Linked DNA regions of Homo sapiens: region 2 is linked to region 1. Evidence: read pairs that join two places in POLR2A ChIA-PET (ENCODE). Cell type or tissue: PC-9. All regions are shown on one strand.

Region 1 (4,000 bases):
TTCATGACCATTAAACCCCTGTGAAGAGGGACAGAACACCTTCTAAGCAGAAAGAGCTCAATTGACTGTAGATAACACCCTTCAGTAAGATAGGACATCCTCTGGAGAGATACAGTTTATCACACCATACACGACACCCTACTGGAAAATAGAACATCTTTGGAATGTGAGGGACAGACACCCTTAAGATAGCAAAGACCATCAGTCAATAGGGCTTTAAGACTTTATCTCTAAACCACGCCCCTCTGGGAGACAGGAAAACGTCCCCAGGTGTCAGAAACACCTGGACTGTAATGTTAACACCTTTGAGGGTCTTGCAATGCCCAATCAGAGGGTGGGGAGGACCCCCCAAGGAGAGCTCTGATGCTCTTGGGGCTGGGGTTGGGGGGGCCAGGACCCATTGCCTTGTGCATCCCACACACCGGTAGGAATGGGAACAGCACCCGTCTGACTGTTTAGAACACCCTCAGCACCCCCCACCCCCAGAAGACACCGTCTTGATTTCTGGAACACCTCTGGGGGCTGTGCATTTTGGAGTAATTTATGCTCCCTCTCTGAGTCCTAGGGTTCGGGAGGATTTGTGAAAAGGAGACCAGAGCGTGCAGCGCTGTGTAAGGCACATAGTAGGTGCTCAGTGAAAGAGACCCCTCACTGCACAGCACGCCCGCGGCCGGCAGGGGCACACGTTCCCTCGTTAGCAGTGTTGCCAACTCTGCCTACTTGGCTGAAGGAAGCGTCTCACAGGAGGGGGATCGTTAAGCTGTACTTAACATCCCCAGGGAGGCTGCAGCAGCAGAAGACTGTAGTTAATACCCCACTGAGAGAGGACGCCCTCAGGGTGTTTAATGCCCCCTAGGAGAGAGGGAGACAGAGAGAGGGAGCAGGAGAATACCCTCACCAGCCTCTAACACCCAGTGGACTGAATTTATTACCCGTGAAGGAGAGAGCATACCTCTGGGGTCTGTAATATCCTCTAGACTCTTGAAACCCCCAAGAGCAAGAGGACCCCTCCGTGAGGGCTATCGGCTCTCTCGAGATTGCTTTTAACAAAGATGCCTCCTGGTGCAGCTGAAACCACTAAAGGTGACAGAGGGTGAAACCAGGAGCCCCCCACCCCAAGATTCCATCTCCTTAACTCTCTCCCCACCACTGCAGCCCTCCTGGAACCACAGGAACAAAAGGGAAGGTGGGGGTGGTGTGGGTAGGGGAGGTTGAATGGGGCCCAAATCCCAGCATGTCAATAGTCATGACAAGGACCATTTAATGGGATGTGCCTGGCAGTGGCCTAAACTCTATACACAGATTAACTCAAGCAAGTCTCACGGCACAACTCTAAGAGGTAGATGCTGTTATAAGCGTCACCCCCACTTTTACTGATGAGGAAACTGAGGCACAGAATCACTTGCCGGCTGTCACACAGCTAGTTAGTATTGGAAGGGGACCTGGAGCCAAGCAGCCTGGCCGAGGGGTCTGTGTTCTTAACCACCAGGCCACCCTGCCCTCCCCGCTGCCCCCATATTAGACTAGGAGCTTGCGCAGACAAGCGCCCTGCCTGCACGGCTCTGCGTCCTCCCAGAGCAGGGCCCACCCTACCACTGTGTCCTCTGGCTCAGTATGACCGCCCACCATCCCCGATCCCTCGGGGCTTGAGGCTCCCTGTGGGCAGGGCCTGTGCCTGATTCATCTCTGGGTCCCTGCTGAGGGCAAAGCCTAGCCCACAGGGCCTGGGGAGGAGGCAGGGAGGGAGGGAGAGGGGAGGAGGGAGGCAGGGAGAGGACGTTAAAGAGAGCAGGGAGGGAGGTGAGGAGAAAGCAGGCAGAGAGGGGCTGGGGAGAAGGACGGGGAGTCCCCGGGGAGCCGGGCCTGGAGCTGGGCCAAGCCACACTGCTGTGGATGTTGGGGAGAGCAGAGGGAATGGGGGAGTCCAGTCAGCTGGGAGAGGGGTGCAAACAAACAGCATGGCCACCCCTCCCTCACCCCACCCCTATCCCGGGTGGGAGAAGATGGACCGAGATGGGCCTGGAAGGTGAAGGATGAAGGCCCGGGACGAACAAGATGCAAGGAGGGCAGACAGACACAGGACAGATGGGAGCCAGGAGAGCACGGGGAGGCAGCCAGCCAGGGTGTGTGCCTGGGGGCGGGAATTCAGACAGACAGACAAGGGTGAGGGAAAGGATGGGCGAGGGTGTTGGAAGACTGGAGACAGATGTGGGGGCTGGTCCAGGAAAAGGACAGACAAACTTAGGGCTTGGGGCTGGGGCAGGAGGGACAGACAGACAGAAGGGGAGAGTGGCCAGGAAGGAGGGGAGGATGGACACAGGGCGTCTGCAGAATTGGTGGGCAGATGGACGGAGGGACGGGCCGTGCAGTGCAGCCGGCGGGGCCAGGGCCAGGCCGAGGGCGCGAGGTGGCAGCCGGCCCGGGGAGGCGGAGGCTGAGCGAGCGGTGGTGTTTGTGGAGCTGTCGGCTGCGGTGGAATTATGAAAAATAGCAGGCATCGGAGCCGGCCTTCAGCTTCGATTAGGGGAGATGGGACATGACAGGTGCGATCAATACGCAGCCGTTCTATAAAGTGTCAAGTAATGAATCAATTTCGACTAAATTTTCCATTTTTCAGAGGCCGTTCTCCGAGAGAAGAATATCCTCTTTTGTAAAGATATTATTATCGATTTCGGCGGCAATTTGACATCAGGGGTAGTTAATTCCACTCAGAATAAAATTGAAAACACTTGAGAGAGAAAAGAGAGAGGCGAAGAGTGAGACAGAGAGGGAAAGAGGGGGAGGGAGGGAGGGGCTGGGAGAGAGAGATGGATGGACAGAGAGACAGAGACAGGGAGACAGGAACAGACAGTGAGAGAGACGAGAGAGAGAAGAGAGATGCAGAGATGCAGAGACATGAAGAGAAACTTGGAGACTGCAAAGCCTAGAGTTATAGAGAGACACAGGGACATTCAGAGAGACTCAGAGAGCAGAGACACCCTAAGAAAGGGCGACAGAGAGACAAATTGAGAGTGGCTCAGAGAGAAAATCCCAGATGTTACTAACTGGCTACAGAGAAGCAAAGAAATGGACAAAGACAATTCAGAGAAAAAGACAGATGGAGGACTGGGCAGCAGAAACTGATGACACAGACAGACAGACAGACACACAGAAGTGAGAGGCTGAGAAACAGGAACTTAGGGAACTGGGGAGAGGGGCTGAAGGGTGTGCGGAGCATGAGCAACAGAGAAAAGCGAGCCTGGCAGAGGAGAGGCCAGAGAGGCAGAGTGGAGGGGTGGGGGGCAGAGGGTAGGAGAGGGGCCAAGAGGCTGAGAACCTGCCAGGAAGTGGGGAGGAAGGGGCAAGGGTGCCAGGAGAAGGGCAGAGGCTGAGGGTTTGGGGCTGAGGGCCAATCTGGAGATGAGAGTTTGGGGAGATCCTCCTGTCCTATCTACGCTGTCCCCAAAGTCAGTTGCCCTGAATGGGCAGAAGCTCAGCGTGTGTGTGTGTGTGTGTGTGTGTGTGTGTGTCCCTGAGATCTGGTGTGCATGTGTGTTGGCTGGTGTCTGTGTGTCCTTGCATGTTGACTGAATCCCATATCCCATTAGACGTTTGTGTTTCCTGGACACACACACAATCTGTTTGTGTCCCTGTCCGTGTGCCTGCACATGCTGTGGGTCCCTGGTCTCCCAGTCCCTTGGGTCTCAGCTGCAGGCAATGGTGACAACATTTCTGGTTAGTGCCTGTCAGTCCCCAGCTGAAATCTCCATTTATCCCTGAGCAGGTCACAGGCTGCCTGGGAGGAAGAGAGAGGAGGCGGGTAGAGGATAGGACCCCTGGGTTCTGAGAGAGATGACCCAGGACCTGTACTCCTGGGTCTGAGGGAGGATGGTCTCAGATCCTGGGCTCCTGGGTCTGAGGGAGGAGGGGCTGGGGATTGGACCCACTGGGTCTGAGGGAGGAGGAGCTGGGAGCCTGACTCCTGGGTCTGAGACAGGAGGGCCTGGGGGCCTGGACTCCT
Region 2 (4,000 bases), 150 kb before region 1:
AAAAATAGAGTCCCCATATACTTTTCACTCAATTTTCCCAAATATTGTTTTAGATAACCACAGTGCAATCATTAAAATCAATACATAGGCCGGGCGCAGTGGCTCACGTCTGTAATCCCGGCATTTTGGGAGGCCGAAGTGGGAAGATCACCTGAGGTCGCGAGTTCGAGACCAGCCTGACCAACATGGAGAAACCACGTTTACTAAAAATACAAAATTAGCCGGGTGTGGCGGTGCATGCCTGTAATCCCAGCTACTTGGGAGGTTGAGGCAGAAGAATCACTTGAACCCAGAGGGCAGAGGTTGCAATGAGCCGAGATCATGCCATTACACTCCAGCCTGGGCAACAAGAGCAAAACTCTTGTCTCAAAAAATAAATTTAATTTAATTTAAATTTAAAAAATAAAATAAATACATTAATCACTGACATTGTACAATGAATGAATCTGCAGACCTTATTGAAATCTCCTCTATCTCCCCACTAATGTCCTCTTTCTAGACCAGGATCCAATCCAAGATCACACACTGCATCTCATTTTTTGTCCTCTCAGTCTCCTTTAAACTGGTACAGTTCCTCAGAATTTCTTTTGCCTTCATGACCTTAACATTTTTGAAGAGTATTGGAGTTATTTTGTAGAATGACCCTCAGTTTGGGCTTCTATTTTTTACTCATGATTAAACTTAGGTTGTACACGTTAGACAAGAACACCACAGAGGTGATGCTGCACCTTCTCCATCCATCATATTAGGATGTCCTAAGATGTCGATATCTCTGATCACTGGAGACGTTAACTTTGAGCACTGGGCTAAAAGTTCCTCCACTGTAAAATGGCTATTTTCTTTGGAAGCATTTGTAAGTGACCAATACTTGGGCCACATGATGAACCAATCATCTCAGACTCTCTTAGGGGAAGACACAGGCCCTGGTAAGTTTTAAATGCCATATAGGTGACTCTAACCAGCATCTACAGCTTACACCATGAAGATTAGAATCCTGGAAATCAGCTAGGAGGCCATTCCTTGGACCTAACATCCAGTTCCAGACACAATATTTGGCATGGACCCATGATAGGGAAATGGGAAGGCAAAAAAATCTCCTAACTGAGAAATGATGGGTGAGTAGAATGCTACCCAATAAAAAGAGAAGGCAGGACCAGGTGCGGTGGCTCATGCCTGTAATCCCAGCACTTTGGGAGGTCAAGGCAGGCAAATAACTTGAGCTCAGACGTTCAAGACCAGCCTGGGCAACATGGTGAAACCCCATCTTTACCCAAAAAAAAAAAAAAATTGGCCAAGCATGGTAGTACATGGCTGTAGTCCCAGTTACTTACTTGGGAGGTTGGGGTGGGAGGATCACTCAAACCCAGGAGGTTGAGGCTGCAGTGAGCCAAGACTGCACCACTGTGCTCCAGCCTGGGTGACAGAGAAAGACCCTGTCTCAAAAAAAAAAAAAAGAAAAAAGAGAGAGAGACGCAGGACACCAAGTAAAGTGTCCAGCCCTTCTGGACTATTTTCTCTCCAGATCTCAGAGAAACCTGTATTGTAGTGAAAGCACACACCATATAATTTTTTTTTTTTTTTAAGACGGAGTCTCGCCGTGTCGCCCAGGCTGGAGTGCAGTGGTGCGATCTTGGCTCACTGCAAGCTCTGCCTACCGGGTTCACACCATTCTCCTGCCTCAGCCTCCTGAGTAGCTGGGACTACAGGCTCCCACCACCACGCCTGGCCAATTTTTTGTATTTTTAGTAGAGACGGGGTTTCACCGTGTTAGCCAGGGTGGTCTCGATCTCCCGACCTCGTGATCCGCGTGCCTCGGCCTCCCTAAGTGCTGGGATTACAGGCGTGAGCCATGGCGCCTGGCCCACACCATATAATTTTACTATCACAAGCCTGACGTGAGCTCCTGATTGCCACTGACGGGAAGGGAATTATGAATTATGTCATGGAAATATATGACCACATATGCCAAGATGCACACTTCCGGGTATAACTGAATGAAAAATTCACAAAATCCACATCAGAGATACATGACCTCCCCTAAACAACCCTGTTCTCCCCACTTGGTCTTTTGTCCTTAATTTCTTTTGAAGTAAGAGAATAAAGACTGTTATAAATTTCACAAAATAGGAAAGTGTACACATCTCCTGTCACCCGGCTGTTTAAGCAAGAGGACACTGTGCTCAACTTCGTTAGAGTTATTATCTTGAGGTTTTTATAAAGAGATATCATCAGTCCCCTCCTTAGAGGGGCCATCTGATAACATGCAAAAAAATGCCACTGTAACCAAAACCCAGAGGCAGGAAGGACCCTGAGAAGAGCAATCCCTAAGGTATTCACATGCCTGCCATGGTCTGGTGCTGCTGGTACAGGAGGAACTGCTGCTGGCAATAGCTCGAAAAAAAGAGAAGGCAGGGTCAAGTGCAGTGGCTCACGCCTATAATCCCAGCACTTTGGGAGGCTGAGGCCGGCAGAACATCTGAGGTCAGGAGTTCAAGACCAGCCTGGTCAACATGGTGAAACCCCATCTCTACTAAAAATACAAAAATTAGCCAGGCGTGTTGGCAGGTGCCTGTAATCCCAGCTACTTGGGAGGCTGAGGCAGGAGAATCACTTGAACCTGGGAGGCGGAGTTTGCAGTGAGCCAAGATCATGCCACTGCATTCCAGCCTGGGCAATAGAGTGAGATCCTGTCTCAAAAAAAAAAAAAAAAAAAAGATAGAAGGCAGCTCCAACACTCAGGGAGTAGTAAGAAAAGAACTCACTCAACCTTCAATTCTCAATTCTCACACAGCCAACACCCTTCCAGCCTCTCTATGGGGGTCTCACTGGGAGGGCTGGCACATAATTAAATGCCAATACATGGATGAAATAAGTTACAGAAGGGTGGCATCAACTGGGTCAAAAACGGTTGAACATTTCACAAAACAGGAAGGATTTGGGTTAGACCCTGAAAGACTCAGGCTTAGGAAAGCAGACACAAAGAGAAACAGAAGCCAAGGGAACCTAAGTAAAGCATCCAGCCCTCCTGGCCAATTTCCTCCTCAGACCTCAGAGGGACCTTTATTGTAGTGAAAACACATGCCATATAATTTTACTATCCTAAGCCTGAGATGAGCTCCTAATTGCCACTGATGGGAAGGAAATTATGAATCATGTGATAGAAATACACAACGCACGCAAAGATGCACACTTTGCACCACTCTGGATGCACAAAGACACACACAGGCCCCACCGGAGATGCTAGTTTTGAAGAAGGTCCCAGGAGTAAGAGTGGGTTTGCAGATGTTATTTTATTTACTCTTCTCACACACGATATGGGGATATTTCACAAGGAGGATACTGATCCTCAGAAAGGGGAAGTAACTTGCCAAGGTTGTTGGTGGATGTGGGATTAGAACCTCAGTGAGTCTAACACCGGAACCCATGCCACCACCACTACCACCGAGAGACCTGAACAGGGTATGTGTAGGGAACAGGAAGGAGCAGGGAGAGCTGAAGCAGAAAGAAACCATTTTAAAACAGGGAAGTTAGGTAAGCTTGCTAAACAGGGATAATATGTTGCAGGGAAATGAACACTAGACAGACGTTCAAATTTGATCTGATTACAGAAAAGCCACTGAAGGTTTTGAGAGGGCAGAACCAGCCAAAGTGAAACCTTGAGCCAAGACCAAAGAAGGTGGTGAAAAGGGGAGTCTGGATTCCTAAGCTAGAGAGAAGCCGCCAACAACAGTGACAGGACTACGTGATGCATGGAGCAAGAACTAGTCGGAGAGGCTAAAGCTGTGGGTTTAAATACAAAAAGTCATGCAGTAAGGGCATGGCAGGGTGAAGCAAGTTATATTCTTTCTCTGCAGTTCAGTCTCTCTTCATCTATAATCAGGTGCAATGAGAATTAATGTCTAAATGACCCTCAACCCTTGCTACTCAAAGTGTGGCCCACCAACCAAAAGCAACGACATGTCCAAAAGCTCCTTAGAAATGCAGAATCTCAGACCCCATC

The links. Peaks named below come from ENCODE experiments on the same cell type or tissue, not always from the same donor. Only the 100,000 strongest peaks of a DNase experiment are listed, where the experiment ranks them.
Region 2: POLR2A ChIA-PET joins it to region 1 with 6 read pairs; 2 of 35 experiments call an interaction of 5 or more read pairs at or near these places.

The regions. Positions count from the first base shown.
Region 1 is chr19:41,930,718-41,934,717 of GRCh38, forward strand. No RefSeq gene overlaps it. Among named protein-coding and RNA genes, the nearest start is that of ERFL, 4.3 kb to the left of the region's middle. RefSeq lists an enhancer at 494-1,025. In PC-9, no CTCF peak of the experiment used is centred here; no DNase peak of the experiment used is centred here; H3K27me3 peaks cover 2,464 bases.
Region 2 is chr19:41,781,498-41,785,497 of GRCh38, forward strand. No RefSeq gene overlaps it. Among named protein-coding and RNA genes, the nearest start is that of CEACAM3, 13 kb to the right of the region's middle. In PC-9, no CTCF peak of the experiment used is centred here; a DNase peak (open chromatin) is centred at 2,334; H3K27ac peaks cover 3,727 bases.